2 separate regions of the Mus musculus genome follow, and region 1 is linked to region 2. The links are chromatin loops, found by intact Hi-C in ENCODE. Cell type or tissue: left cerebral cortex. All regions are shown on one strand. Links, peaks and the distances in the headings refer to the core of each region. The heading gives the core; the rest is flanking DNA.

What was found. Peaks named below come from ENCODE experiments on the same cell type or tissue, not always from the same donor. Only the 100,000 strongest peaks of a DNase experiment are listed, where the experiment ranks them.
Region 1: a loop joins it to region 2, with 2.2 times the contacts of the local background. A loop is called at or near these places in 4 of 42 quality-filtered maps.

What each region holds. Positions count from the first base shown.
Region 1 is chr19:55,988,615-55,997,393 of GRCm38, reverse strand. No RefSeq gene overlaps it. Among named protein-coding and RNA genes, the nearest start is that of Gm52391, 55 kb to the right of the region's middle. In left cerebral cortex, for the core only: no CTCF peak of the experiment used is centred there; DNase peaks (open chromatin) are centred at 4,137, 4,484, 4,752 and 5,360; H3K27ac peaks cover 502 bases.
Region 2 is chr19:55,937,242-55,946,020 of GRCm38, reverse strand. Gm52391 (a long non-coding RNA gene) reads right to left here and starts at 7,888. Exons shown (of 2, transcript XR_003952905.1): 1 at 7,312-7,888; 2 at 6,917-7,222. In left cerebral cortex, for the core only: no CTCF peak of the experiment used is centred there; a DNase peak (open chromatin) is centred at 5,163; H3K27ac peaks cover 1,685 bases.

The sequences.
Region 1 (8,779 bases), core at 419-8,418, 51 kb before region 2:
GTGGGGGTACCCTTTGCAACAGCTAGCTCTCTAAATCTCCAATGGGCTTTCCCTAGACAGGAGAGCCTGGCCCACTGGAACCAGGCTGCGTGCCTATGACCTAGCTTCTAGGTGGAGGGGAAAGGGCTGGTCTTGTCCCTTAAACCTCTGTTTCCTCCAAGGGGGCATGCCTTCTTCCCTCAGTTTTCCCAGAAAACTGACAAACTCTCCCAGCCAAGCACAGTATGGGTTTTCCACCCTCCCAGCTTCCCAGGCACTAGGAATGAGGCCATTTACCCCAAGTTCCCACAGCACACCCACTTAACTCAACAGCCAAAACTCAGAGGAGAAGACAACCACACTGGAAATCACCCAGCAAATGGAACCCTTCCATGGTGTCCATGACCCTCGGCTAGGAAGGTCAGATCAGATACGGAAGTGTTTGATGAGGTTAGCCCATTTCTAACCCTTTATCCCAGCATGATAAAACTATGACCTGTTTTTAAGAAGTGAAGGTCATTCATGTACTGGTGTGCAGAAGGGCTCCCATTCCACCTAGGAGGCAGGAGCCACAGAACCTGCTGGAACCCTTATTTTCCCCTCAACCACCGTAAGAAGAAGCCTTTATCTGCTGAGCACTGATATGATCATTAATGACTGAGAGCCAGGAAGAAGTAGGGACCCGTGTTAATTAGAAGTCAGAGTGCGAAATGCTTAGAAGGAATGCATTTAGACCCTAAGTCTAAATAGGCTCGCTTTTCAGAACAGCCTAGACAGGAAGCAGACGTGTGCTCTTTCCTCTTTGGAGACCTAACTCTGAAGCCTTCCTGGGATCCTGTTTCTTCCATGGAGAGCCTATTGGTGAGTGGATCCCTGTGTCTAATATCCAGGGCACACATCTTCCACACTAGTACTTAGATAACACCATTCACTCATCTGTTTGCTTATCTGTCAAATCCCTCAGAGGATAATCAAAAAGAAAAAATTCAGTATACAAGAAAACTGACGCATGTGTGGTCATGACTCAAACTATGGTCACAACTGTCTTAGTAGGACCTATGAGCTTCCACAGATCACAACAAAATGGGCACCATGAATAGTTGAATATACTCTACCCAGATTTTTATATGCAGAGAGACTGTGTGTAAGTATGGGTGCACCACTGTGCCTGTGGCATGCATATACATGCACATATGTGTGGAGACCAGAGGTTAGCCTCCAGTTTCTCTTTCAAAAGCCTTGTTGTTGTTGTTGCTGTTGTTGTTGTTGTTGTTGTTGTTTTTGAGACACGTCTCTTACTAAGACCTGAAGCTGGGCTGGCTGGCCAGCAAGCAATCCCTTGATATCTGCCTATCTGTGCCTCCTGGCACTAGAATTACAAGTTTCCAGCATTTCCAGTTTCTGCTTGTTGAACTTGGGTCCCCGTGCTTGTAGGAATGCTTACTGAATGAGTCCTTTCCCCAGCCCTTGAACTCTGTTTATTTTAGAACCAACATTCGCTGACAAATCTCCCCACATCATCAGAGCATGGGCTTGTAGATGACTTGCCATCCCAGCTCCCCTTTGAGATCATCTGAGAGATTTTAAACATGTCTGTGTCCAGGGTCTTCCCCAGGGGTTCTGATTCATTGCTATGGGGTAAAGCCTGAGCACTCTCTAGCCTGAGCATTGTCTAGCCTGAGCACTGTACAGTCTGGGCTCTGTATAGCCTGAGGACTGTCTACCCTGAGTACTGGATTTTTCATTGTCAGTCCTAATCCTATCTAGAAGCCTTCTTCCCTGACTGGAGTGTATGTCTTCACATCCACAATGAGCTGATAAAAAACAGATTCTGATGTAGTAGGCAAGAGCCAGGATTCTGCAACTCTGACGATCACTCTGATGACGTTGAGGCTGCTGGTCTGAAGACCACATTTTGAGTAAAAAGGCTCTAAATTGGGTTTCCCAAACTTGTGACCATTAAACATATTGAACGAAAGGGTTCTTTTTGCTGAGGCGAGAGGAGGCCATCCTGGGTATTGTAAGATATTTAGAATCGTTACAACCAAAATGTCTCCGGGCCTTACAAAATGCCATTGGAGGAGGGGAATCACCCGCGTTCCACACACCCACCCCACCCCCACAATGAGAACCATCGCTATGGAGGACAGATGTTGAGTCCAGCATCCTGAAGTCCTCTACCTCCCAGCCCAAGGCTCCAGCAGACTCCCCTGTTAATTATCTCCCCACACTTATTTACCGACTTTTAAATGACTTAAGACTCCATCCTATTCCTTTCCAAGTGATCCCACCAATGCTTAGCGCTAAGAGATGCTGAAATTCAGATAGGAGAAGGAAATTAGCAGTAACTACAGGTATGTGCTCTCTTCACTTTTCAGTCCTCAATATAACCCTTCCGGGTAGGAAACACCCCATACGACACCTGAGATTAGAGAAATGAAGTCACTTAGCCTAAATCACACAACTGGTAAACAACAGAAACAGATGTAGATAGAAATAACATCCCTCTTCAGATTGTTTCCCACTGGAGCTTGTGAGCCAGAGGATATCCATGCTCCTGCCCCCTCCCCACAATGTAATGAGCACTGGACCAGCATCCGTGAAGAAGGACAACACAGAGAGAGTGGTCGGTTCTGCAGGACCAGAAGGGAGAAGGAAAGAGGCCTCCTGAAGGAGGTGACAAGTGACCTGAGTGACAAGAGGGATTCCTAATGATCAATTCGCTTGTAGGTTCTCCTCCCCCACTGAACTGTGAGCTTCTTAGGGGGATCATCTGTTGTTTGTGTTTCTCTCCTCAGTTCCTCACATGGTGCTGGGTATGCAGCAGGTGTTCAGTAAATATTTGGTGAATAAATGAGCAAGTCAAGCCGAGAGCAGCGCAGGTAAGCATACAGAGACCTATGGGCTTGCTGAGCGCTGGAGGAAGGGCAGATAGACATGGGGTGAAAGGGGACGGTGGGCAGACAGGTCTCTTCCATTTTGCTCCCTGCACGGAGCCGTTGCATCAGCCCCTACTGTGCTCCGAGGTAAGGTGTAGGGTTTTAGAAGCTACAGGGCAGGGTCTCCAAGACCTGTGCTCATCTGTCAAACTCAAGACTCTTTCAAGATAGGACAAGTTTCTAATGGGGTCAGAAAAGTGAGATGAAGTAACTTAGCTCTGGTTCGTATGTGAAGAAGGAACGTTGGGAATTCTTTTTACTTTTTAAATACTGCACTGTCCTAATGTGTGGAAGGATTCAAGCCCTGAAAGCTACCAGTAGCCACCACAGAGAGAAAGCTGGGGAGCTTTTTGTCTCCTGACAGAAGGATGAATTAGGTGCAGACTCTAGAAGGAGCTACCAATCGATGACAGTAGACTCCGGGGACAGAGCAACACATTAAACTACACAATTGGCATGTTATCAGTAAAAATCCTGACTATGGGACAGTCTGAGACAAAGGTCTCAAACACTTTAGATGGCTTTCAAAGGAGAGCGGGTAGGATATCTCAAGGTGAAAAGACTCGGAGGAACAGTTCAACCTTTGCCATGTTTCCTGGGGTGGTTAGCCTGGCATGCAGAACCTCGGGGAGATGGGCCTCTGGGCCATGCCTGGAGGGCATTGTCTTGAGTACATTGACTGATGTGGGAAGATCCACTGTAACTGTGGACAGGATCACTCCCTGGGCAAGAGATGCTGGTCTGTGAAATGGAGAGTACAGGTAAGCATGGCTCTCCTCTGACCACAGACACAGTGACAGGCTGCTTCGAGCTCCAGCTTCTATGACTTCCCCACCATGTACCTTGAACTGTAAGCTGAGAAACACTTCTTCCTTAACATGTTTCTGTCAGAGTATTTACCATAGCAACGGGAAAAGAAGTTAAGACATCTACCTCATTGGAATCCTGACTCAAACAACTCTGTGTGTGTGTGTGTGTGTGTGTGTGTGTGTGTGTGTGTGTGTGTGTGTAAAAGACAGGTGGCAATGTGAACAACGTATATTGAATGCCATTGATAAATTATTGTTAAGTGTTTATGGTGTGAATAATCTTTTCTTAGGAGAGCCCTTGTTCTTTTTGGGAGTTCACACTGCAATTCAAACGAGATGGTGCTGACTCAAGGGAAGAGTGAAGCTACGGCTCGGTGTAAGACTGGCTCAAGGCCACGAGCTTGAAACCCTGACTATTCTCCATCTTATTCGTCACGGACAGTCAGTCGTATTGGGGTGTGACTTGGGAACCATGCAGCCTGCCTGAAGCATGTCTGCCATCAGCACGGCCTCGTTTTAATTACCCCTTCCTTAGACCCCATGTCCCTTAGTCATAATGCCCCATTGTACTCTGCTCTCTTCTGCAGCCCTAAAACTACTAGTGCATATTCTACCTCTGTGGATCTGTTTATTCTGGGCATTTCACCTCAATGAAATTACATAATGTGACTGGCGCCTTTTACTTAGCAGCCACGTTGCTGCCTACGCCAACACGTGGGTACTTTTTATGGCTTAATATTCTCTTTTATGACAGTTTTATTCATTGGCTGTGGGTTGTTTCTACTTTGGGGCATTTTAAGTGGAACTGTAATGAACAATAGTGTAAGCTTTTGTGTGCAAATGTCGTCATTTCTCTTGCCTGTATGCCTAGGAGTGCAGTTGTTAAATCATATGGTGACTCTATGTTTACCCATTTAAGAAACCAACAGTCTGTCTTTCTGAAAGAGGTATACCATTTCACATCCCACCAGCAACATCCTGTCTATTTTCAGACGTTCGAACTGTTCCACAATAAATTTTTTAAAAAATGCAAAAACCTGTCTGCATAGGCTAAAAGCCACCCACGCACAATCACGAAGTTGGCAACCGCGATTTGTTTTCTGTGTCACGTCTGCTGACATGGCCACCATGAGATAAGATCACAGCACCTTGCCATTTGCTGTCCCTTCCTGTGTTTTTAGATTTTTAGGTACATATCTTCTCCATTTCTTTTGGGAGGGTGAAAATCCTTGAGGAAAAAAACCCAAATGAGTCAGGTTACATGGTTCCCAGGCCAGAAGGAATGGGAGCCCCATTCTGCCCTGCCGCCCGCTCAGTAAAATGCCTGCGTGATGACTGTCCACCGTAATTACATAAAATGAAAGCCACAAAGGAAATAATTGCCGTAGGAAGGAGGAGAAAGGAGAGAGTCTTCAGAACCCAAGGTTAAATGCCGGGGCGTAAAGAGATGTAAACAAGCGAATTCTTTCAGCAGGACAATTTGGGAAGTAATGGCGCACAGAGCCACGATCTGCAGGGGACAGCGGGCACTTGGCTGCATTATTCTGTCCTAGGGTTCCATTTTCTCCTGTCAAGAGGCTTTGACTGAAGTCACAATTGTCTTCCAGTGAAAGGCTGAAATGCCACGTGGATGACTTGAGTGATGGGTCCTAACATCTTGGCTGCTCAAGAAAAAAACATGCTAATGGATTTATGCACTGAGTAAGATAAAAGGGAGGAGGAGGAGGCCCCACCCAGCCGCTGCAGCCGCATGGCACTGATGCCTTTTGGGATATTGCTAGAGAACTGAGCCTCTGTCAGAAATAAATTAATAAATACCCACCCTGCTCCCCTGTGTACCTGGTAAGAGAAACCTGGGCTCCTGGCCTTCACAAATAGCCTAGGCTGAGCTCTGGATCTCAGTTCCTCTCATTTCCTACCCAACTACATCTCTCACCTGACTTCCCCAGCAGCCCCCACTCTCAGACAGGCTAAGCATCTGGGGAGATCTCTAGGCCTACCAGATAAAACGGTCTGTTGTCATAGGAATTTACTAGCTTGATAGGATGCTCACATGGGCCCTGTCATGGGATAGCCAGGCAGGAGAAACTTCACGGGGTGTGTGTGGGGATAGCCCCAGAATATTCCTGATCTATGATGTGCCTGATTCAGTGAAGACCCTGAAGACTGAAGGTAGTAAGCTCTAACCACAGCTCGTGTGCTCAGCTGCGAAGACGGAAAGACCTGAGATTTTTATATCTTAGTGTTTTAGGAGATTGTGACAAAGAAACTCTTAGGAGTTTCTTTGGAAGGTAATGAGAGTGTACACTATGGGTTAAATTTTTATTGTCTGTGGCTATCACCAATGGGGAATAGGATCATGGTCCCTGGGGATAATATAACCCATCCCCTTTATACAGTTGAGGAAGGTAAAGGCCAGAAAGTGGATGAGACCTCTTACAGTTAGGAGAGCTAATCTCACTTCCATGCCACAGCCTAGGAAAAAGCCCCACTCAGAACAGCGAAAGGACCTGGAACTGGAAGCCCTCTCTTGACTGATGAATCACCACCTCCACTGGTCCACGCCCAGCTTCTCTCTGGCCCATCCTTTCCCATGCCCCCTCCCAACCTTGGCCACCACCTAGAGCAGGCTGCCACCCTCAGCTCAAACTCTGAGCTGTATTGCAATATCTCCCATTGCCCCTGCCTTTATCATTCCAAAACTGCAGCTACATGATGGTCAGCTACCTGTTTAGAACCCACCAGTGACCCTGGACCCCCTAAATCTCGACATTTACCCATCCCTGCCTAGCCCCTTTGTGAATCTACTGTGCCATCTTGGACCAGCCCATATCCTCACTCTACTGGTTCTGGGCACACTGACTTTTCTCTTTTCTATCACTCCAGGGACTCCCCCTTTGGAACAGGTATAGTCATCTCCTCACTTACTTTACTTGCCAGCACTGGATGCTACGCTTCCTCGGGGAAGTCGGCTGTGACCTGGCACTGAGCGGAGCCCCTATATTTTATGCTTTCACAACCAAGTTTCTTTCCTTGTGAACATCCATCTTGGTTTATAATCATATGCTCATTAGTGGGATGAAGCGAAGGCAGCCTGCGTCCCTAGACAATAAAACAAGTCTGTTCCGCCTCACTGTTAGTTCTCAGCACCTAGCAAGGTGCCAGATACCAGCCAGCTTATGAGCAGTCATTATGCACCTGTGTGACGGGACAGTTGTTACAATATTGAAATGATTCTGCATCCCTGACGGTTAACTCCTGCTGCAAACCTTCTCAGAATCCCAGGCCGCCCCAGCCAACATGTCCTCCCCTACCTTTCAGACCACCTTTAACCCACTAATTTCAGCAGTGTTTCTGCACCATGGGGTAACAATAGGCACTTAGTAATCATAAGAAATGATTGTAGTGCTATGAATTCAAACTAGGTCTTGTAACTTCCTTTTGGCTTTGTGCTTCCATCCCCTACTCGTGACTCTCAGCAAGTTCCAGAAGATGACATGGTCCGGTTCATTCCTGAGTCTTCAAGAGCACCCTAACTCTACATTAAACCTACAGGAGCACCACTGTGCCCCACACCTGCTTACCTGAGCCCTAAATCCACATGGTACAGCCAGCTCTCAGACCAGGGGCATGTAGGTTGTCTCATCACCAGCCAAACTCTCTAGGGACCCTTGCTTCAGTTGAAGCCCCTTTGCTCTTTAAAGGGATGAGACAGTCGGTCACCTCTCCCTACCAGTCCATCTTCCCTAAGAGAAGCAAAGTGTCAGACAGAAATCTTTCTTCTGCTGAAGAGGATGCTCAGGGCTGGGGATAGGCTCCATGGGAGAAGGTGCTTGCTCCAAGTATAACCACTAGAGTTGGAAGCTTGGGCCCTCATGCTGGCAGGAAAGGACTCACTTCTGATATCTACACAAGCGCGGTCCGTGGGCATGTGCACATACCTACACAAAAATCTAAAAAAAAAAAAAGAGTATTCACTTGTAACCCAGCGTTTATTCTTACTTATCACAATCTCAGGGGATGTTCTAGCTTTTGGGCATTGAGGTGATGATGTCTTTGTGAGGTTGGGTTTTCCCAAAAGTAGAGCCCAAGGAGAAAGCAAAGGTATAAGTAATTGAATTGATCTGAACGCTGAAGAAAAAGCGATCTGAGTGCCATAGGGGCTGTGCCCATGACCAGGTTGGCTGTGGCAACTGTGGCTTGGTCTTACTGCAAGTCCTAGAAACTATACGAGCTCCCCCTCAGTTTTCCAGTATGAGGAATTTCCATTATGCCTTGATTCCAGGTCCTTCTGTGAGTACCAGTTCTTATACTTCTAGTCTGCTCTGTGATCTGGCCAGGCAATCAGAAGTGGTCTATTGGTGATGCCATGAAGTTCAAGAGTGGTATACAGGGTACCAAATAGCATCTGTGACAGCACCCAAATGCCTTACAAGGAGATAGGCATAAAGGCCAGGAAGGAAGCTTTCTCTGAGGCAAGACAGTACCATGCAATAGCTTGGGCTTTGAAACTGAAGCCTTGAACATGGATGACCATGGTGAGTTAACGTCTCTAAAGTTTGTCTTTCACTTGTAATGATTATATTTGAGGGATAGAAAAAGGTTTGACACAGTTCTGGGTACAATATCGACCATAACCAACAGATGAAGATTACTATCTGGAATAGATCTGTTATTGTTGGGTTTTTTCCTGACCTAGAAGGCTTACCAGAGTGATGGTGAGATTGTGCCTGCTCCTTGTCGAAGTGGTTTCCCCTAATTTGAACCTTGGCTCTCAGGCATTTACCTTAGTCAGCAAGTGTGTTTTGAGACAGTCTCTGCATTATCTGGTCAGCTGTGGAGGTTTGAATGAGAACGGCCCCCATAGGCTCGTATGTTTGAGGGCTTGGTTTCCAGTTGGTAGAACTATTTAGGAAGAACCAGGAGATGTGCACTTGTTAGAGGAAGTGTGTCAGTGGGGCAGGCTTTGAGGTTTCAGAAGCCCATAACCATCCCTAATTAGTCTTTCCCTGCCTGGTGCTTGAGTCAAGATGTGAGTTCTCATTACTGCTC
Region 2 (8,779 bases), core at 409-8,408:
AGAATATCTGTTACTAGAAAATGGATAAAACAATGGAGGGGGATAAGCAGAAGGTCTGGGAGGAATTTGGGAGTAGAAGTGGGAATTGGATATACTCAAGATACATTGTATAAAATTCTCCAAGAAATAATAAAAAAGATGCTACAGAAAAAGAAGAGGTTTACTTAATGATGAGGTGACTGGAAATTCTGAATGACAGGCAATGGGGTCGAGTGATCCTGCATATAATCAGGATTGTGTTACATGAAGAAAAGGGGATTCTGAAGTATAGAAGGGCCCAAGCATATGAGACAATCTGATTGCATAACAACCCACTTCTGAGAGAATTAATCCAGTCTTGAACGATCTAATATACTAGTAAAATGAGCATTAATCGCTGGTGGGGTAGGGGTGGCACCCCAATGATCTGATGATCTTCTATGTCCTAACATCTTACCTACTCATGTCCATCCTGTTGGGGATAGCCCTGGGGCTAATTATATTTGTTGTTAATTCCTTTTCCTGTGAGTGGCTTTAAACAAGGAATGAGTCAGCACTCAGGTGACTTCTAGGCGCACAGCATGTATTCATATTAATTGAGTTCTGTTTTCATTGCTGGGGCATATTTTGGTTGGAGATTTACCGCAACAAAATGGTACCCAACGTAATGATTTGAATTCAACTAACCTGAGATAAAGGCTCAGAACGAGATAGGAAATATTAGTCACTGACTCCAAGTAGAGAGAGCAGTGATAATTGCCTGCTATGAACAGATATTAATTAATAGAAGTCTGTGGCTCTGGGTAAAGAACATAACAGATATTATACTAGGTATTAAATAAATGTCTGTGGCTCCTGGTAGAGGGCACAACAGATAGATGGTATAACAGGATGGCTGCTCTAGGCAGAGAGCTTAACAATTAAAACCTATCTGCTTCCTATAGGCAGATATTAGTGGAAGTTTAAATTAAATGCTTTAAAGATGGCATGAAGATATATTGCTCTAAGAAGTCTTAGAGGAAACTCATATTCTATCTAACATGGGCTCCACAGGAATTTTGGGTTTAAATTCTGGTTGGACAAGCTGTCTCTTATAAGCAGGTATAGAAAGAAAAGGAAAAAGGAAAAAGGAAAGGAAAGAGGAAAGAAAAGGAGAGGAAAGGAAAGGAAAGAAAAATAGAGGTGTGAATCAATTGCTTTAAAAATGGTATAATAAAGTCTTCAGGAGACTCATACTCTGTCTAACGTGGTCATATCCTGACATGACAAATGAGAAAGGCCTAAACAGGCTACAGTGTGTGTGATTTTGAGTATTGTGGTGTGTTTTTTGCTCCTCTGGGACAGAGATCAAGCTACAGGTTTTCCTGATTACCGGCTGAAGGGTATGCTGACTTGGGGAAAAGGTTTTGTCTTTGTGTTTTTGGCAAAGGTGATTAGGGTATTTACACCTTCCAGACTTATATGGATCAGATTTGATAGAGGGAGAACCCCTGAGAACTAGATTCCAGAGAATCAAACAAAAAGGTTATCTTGATGATACTAAAATTTTGTTTTGAGATTTACATATTATAGAATATACAGCCTTGGTGAATTTCATCATCAGGCATGCTGAACTGACCTGCCTGAACTCCTGATGTCTTGGTTTTTAATCCGGATCCAGTCAAGACACAGACATCCGAGACTAATACAATCATTGGTGTGGCCTTCTTAAGGTCAACCAACTCCCCCATTGTCCTACCCTTCCACCTCCCTTCAAAATATCTCAACGTCCATATTCAGCTTGAAGAAGTTATGAAGGGTCGTCATGCCAGTTCCCTAGGTTTTGGGGCTGGGGATGGTTATTATAGGTTATCTTTGATACTGAAAAATTTAAATACAGGGCTTAGACCCAGTCCTTCTATTGCTGTTATTATACACAGATCTGAGATGTTTAAGCCTATGAGTTAAGGGCCAAACAGGAAATTCATGGCTCTGAGTTTATTGTTAGGGTGTTTTCAGTTATTTTAATTAGAAATGGCTGAGAGTAGCTAACAGGGAATAGACTAGATTACTTCACATAGATAATTGATTTTTCAAAAACGTCAGAAGTCCACAGAATGTGACATTTAATGATTATTCATTATTTATTCACTAGTTGTTGAGATTAGTCTGCTCCTGACAGCTTTCCCTGTCTTGGATTCAAAGAAGAAACTGAGCATCTTTGAGTTACTCCAATTGTGACGACACAGCCACTAGGCAAGAATTGCCTCATTTCATCTACAGACATAATACTGTCCAAAGAAAGGACACAATTACAGGTTAGCACAGCTTGATTCTGCCAAGATAGAGTAGGCTACTCCTTAATATTCCTGTTTCTCTAAGTCTGTCACATGACCCTGGCCAGTAGGCTGAAGACCGATGCTCCAACGTGTTGAAGTAAGGGGCTGTCCAGGTGATCATCGGTCTCTATGGATTGGCTAAGTTTTGGAACCTGTGTTAGGCTTCCTATATATTTTCAGTTAATATCAGTCATCTTGGATTTCTGATGGGGTTGAAAAACTGCATAGTCTCCTAGCCAACCTGGACTTTTTACTTTAGGAGAAACAGATTTGAAAGGATGGTGTCCAGATGGCATCCAATCTAGAGCAAGGCATAGCCAGGTGCAGAACCATAGTCGTTTAAGTAAGGATAGATGACAGAGGTTCTATTTAATTAACAAAGATGATGGACTGGGTGTTAGGTCTCTTGTACTTTATAAGTTACAAAATAGTAATAGTGATGTTCAACTATGCCTGAGATAACATAGTCTTTTAATTGGACAGCAAGGGGGAAATGTTGTGGATAGCCCTGGAGCTAATTATATTTAATGTCAATTCCTTTCTCCTGTGAGGGGTTGTGAACGAGGAATGAGTCAGCACTCAGGTGATTTCCTGCAAACCTGCTTCCCACCTTAATTTGTAAAATAAAGGAGAGCTGATGATTGGGCAGATAAAGGGAAGGTGGAGTGGAAGGTGGGAAGAGAGGAGGAGGAGAAAATGGAAGAGGGAGAGGACGTGGGGGGGGGGGGAGAAAAAGAAAAGCAGAGCAGAAACACATAGCCTGGAGAAACCCCAAGTTCTAAGGGGTCTCATAGATGTGGAAGATGGTACTGTAGCGGTAGATCTGCCCAATCTAGGCACACAGCATGTATTCATAGTAACTGAGTTGTGTTTTCCTTGTCAGGGCTTATTTGGGTTGCAGATTTACCGCAACACCATCCCATGTGGGGTCAGCCGTGAGCGGTTGAAACTCTGTGTGCACTTAACACCTTTACTGTCAGAGCTGGGTTTAAAGTCCTCAGCACTGCGGCTTGAGGGTCTGGGGGTAATGACGTCACAGCCTCGATCTGAGCTGCTCTGGATTGCCTTTCATCTTCTACGCTGGAAGTGATTGACCATCTCCCGGAGGGTGGTCTTGAACCCACGGAGGTTGTTACTCAGCACATGGATGTCCTGGAACTGGCTTATCGGTTGTATGTCTCCCCAGAGGGCAAACTCATCTCTTGTGCTCTAAGAGTCACTCTCAACTGGTATAAAAGAGAGGCATGCAAATAATAGTTCTTAATGCCATTGTTTAAATAGAAAGTTGACTTTTTTTCCCCCTTTTTGTCACAATACAAATTCCTGGAGACTTCTTTACTTCCAATGGGCTTCCATGTCAGGTGTGTAGAAGCAGCCCCCAAATGTCTGCCCCTGGCTGTGGCAGTAGAATAGAGACTAGAGAGAAGGACTTCAGAAAACAAATGGAGCATGCTCGATAAAAGTTCCCAGTATGCAATGTGAGAGGCAGGTGTCACATGTCTGTCCCATACAGGGTTCTATGACCTGTGACCCAACCTTTTCTTTCTTTTTCTTTTTTTCTTTTTCTTTTTTTCAGCTTTTCTCTCAGCGCACTAGCCCATTCTCAAAAGTGTTTCCTCTCTTTAAGTAAATGGTCTCTATTCCTATGTCTAACCAAGTGTCCCTGGTCCCACTCCTTGCCTTCAGACACAAGGTCCTGGATCCTTAGGTAGATGTCCTTGAGCTATGAGTCATGCTTCTAATTTGAACCATCCAGGACTCCCTCCCCCCCATCTTACCCCTACCTGGCCTCAAGGGCTGGCTCTCTGTTGTTGCATGCTGAACTGGCCTGCGCAGTGGTGTTTACTCACAGGCTACCTTAGGTAGGTTGCCCATTAAGGCTGGGGCTTCTGGAACCAAAGGCAGTAAAACGAGGGCATAGAGAAACAGAGACACCGGCTCCTGTGAGCAAAGAAAGCTGCAAACACACCCCGAAAGACAAATTCTCTTACCTCTCAACTGCCTACCCAGAATGCACAGAAGGGAGGAAGGTACCAAGAGGGTGGAGCTAGCTAATCGAGAGCAGGGCATTCTGGGTAGAATACCGACCGTAACAGGCTGTTCCTGCTGAGTGCACATCAGGGTGTGTGCACGCGTGTATGTTTGCTTGTGCGACAAGGGAAGGGGGTTGGTTATCTTCTCTGTGCATGCTGAACTTAGGCATTCTTCATCATCTCCAGCCCTCTGCTCTATCAGCTAAACTGTCCACTCTCAACCCAAGGAGTTGGCCAGCTAGGGGCCCAGGAAAGCAGCCCAATTCTCTGAACACAGTGGCCCTTAAAGAGTAAAAACAAGAGGGGGAGAGGCCAGGGAACCAGCTAATTACACCTACCAAGCGACAAATCACTCGGAAAACATAAATACGTTTTCAAGGACACTCGTCCACTAACGATGCTAAAGTGTTTTTCTTTCAAACCCCGGCAAGAAAATCCGAGGGATGAAACAAACTTCGCTTATTTTAGTTTCTACTCAATTACCTGTTAATGGAAAAAATCTGGCACCAGCCGTAATGAGGCCGGCATGAGCTCACTGGCGCGGGGGTCGGGGCTGTCAGGGAAGGCTGCAACAAGCCCGGCCTTTATCAGCTTCTCTATAACCCTTTTCAAGCTGCTGTCACAGAGCCCACCCTGAGCAGGAGGGAAAGAAGGAACTTGGAATCTGCTCCAGGCCTCCGAGGCCCTCTGGGAAAAGGAAAATTGTTGTTGGCAAGTCAGCCTGGCTCCAGAAATTGATCCAGTGCCCCCCACTTGTCCATGCAGCAGCAGACAGAGCTAAGAATTTTGTTATAATTAAATAACAGGGTGCTGATTGGTTGCTGGAGGTGGTCTAGAAACTGGTGTTTAAAGACAGAGAACAAGGGTTACTATTCATAGGAAAATCCCAGCGTCTTAAAAATCCGTCTGTTTCACTCCCAAATTTAGGCCAAAAAAATGCTCACTTGCTGTCTTTAAAAATACCACCTGCTTGGTGATGTTGTATAATGTGCCATTATGTAAGGGTGGAGGGAGACAGAGGCTGGGCTGAGGGATGCTGTATGGTTGAATAAGGGCCCCTCCCTCAGAAAACAGACACAGCCTTGCCCAAGCTGAACTCACCAAAGGGTCTTCGGCCTGGCATGTCTTGCCAGTGTCACCTCAGTGGACTGCAGCCATGAGCACCCAGATGCCTCTGCCTGGTTCCTACAGATACCCACCTTGCCCTTACCTAGCCTCGATTGGAAGCTACCAGCTAATGTAATCTGATCTGGCCTTGGCTGTGAAGTTAACCCTCAGCTAGGCTGCCAGGTGAGGCCAGGGCTCCTGGAACCAGAGGTAGAAGCACCTGGACCCCGTTCACCTGGCTGCTACACATCTCACCAACACTTGGGGAGGGGGAGGGGACAGCAGTAATGGGGCACAGGGTCCTTGTGAAATATCTCCGTTTCTCCCAAGTGAACTAATGTCCCAGTTTGGCGTCACTGTGACAGCATTTCCCCCCCCCCCCCCCAAAAAAAAATGCTGGGACTGTTGCTTTATAAGATTCTTATTCACCCAGTAAGTAAAGAAAGTTGTCTGTAATCTGGTGGTGGTAGTGGATGGGAGTCAAGAGGGAAGTTACTGAGGAGAGGGACTAAGATGCTCAGAGTACATAATCTGTGAAAGTACCTTATAGAACCTTACAAAATATAATAACAATGATAATAATTGTCCCCAGAGACCTAATCATCTCCTATCTGCCAGGTTTTACCCAGCCGGTGGCTCTTGGCTCCTTGCCACAGCGAAGGAAGTAGGATCTGCATTGTAGTACCAGGGCGAAACACCTGGAAGCTAAACATGGCGGCTGGCTATCTGGGGGAACCACCAACAGCTGTCTGCTGGGTTCTGAGAACTTCACACTGGAATGCTCTGATGCCCTAGAGTTCCCAAACCTGGACACTCAGTCAAGATTGTAATCAAGTCTTGAAGCCATCTTTTGGATTAAATTTTCTGACATCAAAGGAGTCCAGGAGAGAATGCGTGGCCCCAGAACCCACTACAAAGCTGCCTTATGTCAATTGCCAGGAATTGAGACATGTAATCTGTACTGTACTGCATTCTGCTGTGTGGCTTTGGGCAAGACACCTTCAGGATCCTGTCCTTTAGTCCATCTTCCCAGCTCTTAGAAACTAGACAGTTGGACTCTATTGAGAGCAGGTCCTCTTATCTACAAAGGCCTCTTGGAATTCTGACCCAAAAGGTTGGCATTCACTCAACTTCTGTTGGATTCTCTTTTGAGGCTCCAAGAGAAAGACTATTGCCCAGGACAAAGATGTCCTCGAACTTGTCAGTTCCCAGTACACCCTGACACCAAGGTCACCTTGCAAGTCACTGATAGATCAGGACTTCCCATTCCTCCCTCCCCCTCAACTCTGAACTCCGTAAAGCAAATATGAAACACCAGGGTGTTTCCCACAAACGTTATCTGAAAGTTGTTCATATAAACTGAGTGTGTTCATTTGTTACACACTCTGAGAGGCTGTCCCAGAAACCTCGTTCTGTGTATGAATTTTGATGGAAATGAACTGCCATGCCATGGTCTCATGATACTAGCAAGAACGTAGGTGAGGAAGGAAGCAGGAACATAGATCATTTTATTATTTGAGGGGCAACCAATGCTACCATTAGAACCTGGAAGAAGTTAGCTCTGCTTAACCCGAATTCCTCGTCACTCTACGCATTTCATGGAAGAGTCGTAGCGGTTTGAGAGAGCTGTTTGTCGTGACTTAGCCCCTGGAGACTGTCCCCGTGGGCCTCACTCCACAAACCGCAGGACAGACATGGATCACTCTTCTCTTCTCCAGAACGCACAAAACCCCAAGAACTTTTCATTCTTCCCACTGTTCAAAACCGGTGTAAGCTTTCCGTGGGCTGGAGCATGAATAACAGATGAGAAAGTAGAACCTCTGTGCATTGGATGCCAACTTCCCATCGTACCACATTAACTATAACTTACTTACCTGCTCTACATTAGGTGGACAGTCGGTTTGTCTGAGTTTGGAGCCATTTAGGAATGAAGCCACCGTGGTCGAGTATCGCTGTTAACCACATGGCGCTTGGGGATTCCTTTCGGTTAATTACTGAGTCTCAGTTTTGAGGTTTTGATCTCCTTTTGGGTGAGGTTCTGCCTATTAGTCCTTTGTGGCAGTGTTACCCTACCCGTGTCTGCTAGACTGACTGTGGCTTGTCTTTTGTCTCTTTAAATGACTTTGTGATAAAAATGCTCTTGAGCAAACGAATACTAGAGAGGAGTTTTCCTAACTTGATAACGCATATCTACAAAAACACACAGCCACCATGTGTATGATTAAAATGGGGGTTCTTCTGTGAGTTCAGAAGAAAGATAAGAAAGCCAGCATTTCCAAGCCTGTTGCTCAACACTGTACTGGGAGAGGTACTTGCCAGAACAGAACCAGAGTCTCTAAATCTCTGTTTACTTGTGCATAAAACAGGGGTAGTAATTGTAGCTACCTCGAAGAACTGCCTTAAGGATTAAATAAGGCATGAAAAGTGATTGGTTAGATGTTTATTTTATACTTCTCGTGTCTAATTATTCCTCCATTGTAGAATTATACAGCCAAGTCCTGACATTTGACCTTTTAGTTCCTTCAGTTATGGGTAGGGGAATCTTTACATCGTAGTGGTGTGTGCGGATCTCAGGTTTTGACAATGGAATGTGGTCAGAATAAACATCATGACCATTTCAAACAGTCCTAAGATGAGACACTGCTTCCATAAGGTTAGGGAAATGAGTTGCTAGCAACAGTCTTGAATGAAGAGATACATTGAACACATATAAGTTCCAACTCATCCTAGAGCCAAGTTCCACCATCAGACCAAGAACAAGAAAAAGAAGTACTTAGGTCTCTGTATTGGGGGATCGTGTGTTACGCAGCATTGTTGCAGAAGTAGCTGACAGATACACTTGGCGTGCGGATGGAGCTTGGTGTGCAGTCCCTGTGGAGCTTCACCCTGTTTCTTCACTGGAGAAGGTTACAAATTGCTTGAACTTTGACCTGCTGGAAGGTGAGATGGCTAACACTCACATAAAAAGTTATGCATCCTGGGACATATTCCAAGGAATATTAATTCAGAAACAAGTCAACAAGTATTTTCCTTTACAAAATCCTCCTATGGTCGATTATAGTTGGAAATGTAGGCAAAATGAAAGCAAGGGAGGGGGACTATATGTGGGTCCATGTACACCTTGTGCACACATCTAGAAGCCAGAACAGGATGGCTGCTATCTTTTTTAAAGAACCCTTTCCCCTAATCCCGAGACAGGATCTCTCACTGAACCTAAAATTCACCATTTTAGCTGGGTTGGCTGGCCATCGGGCTCCCAAGATCAACCTGTCTCTGCTCCTCAGTGCTGGGGTTAGAGGTGAGTGCAGTCATGACCAGGTCTTCATATGGGTCCTTTGTGTT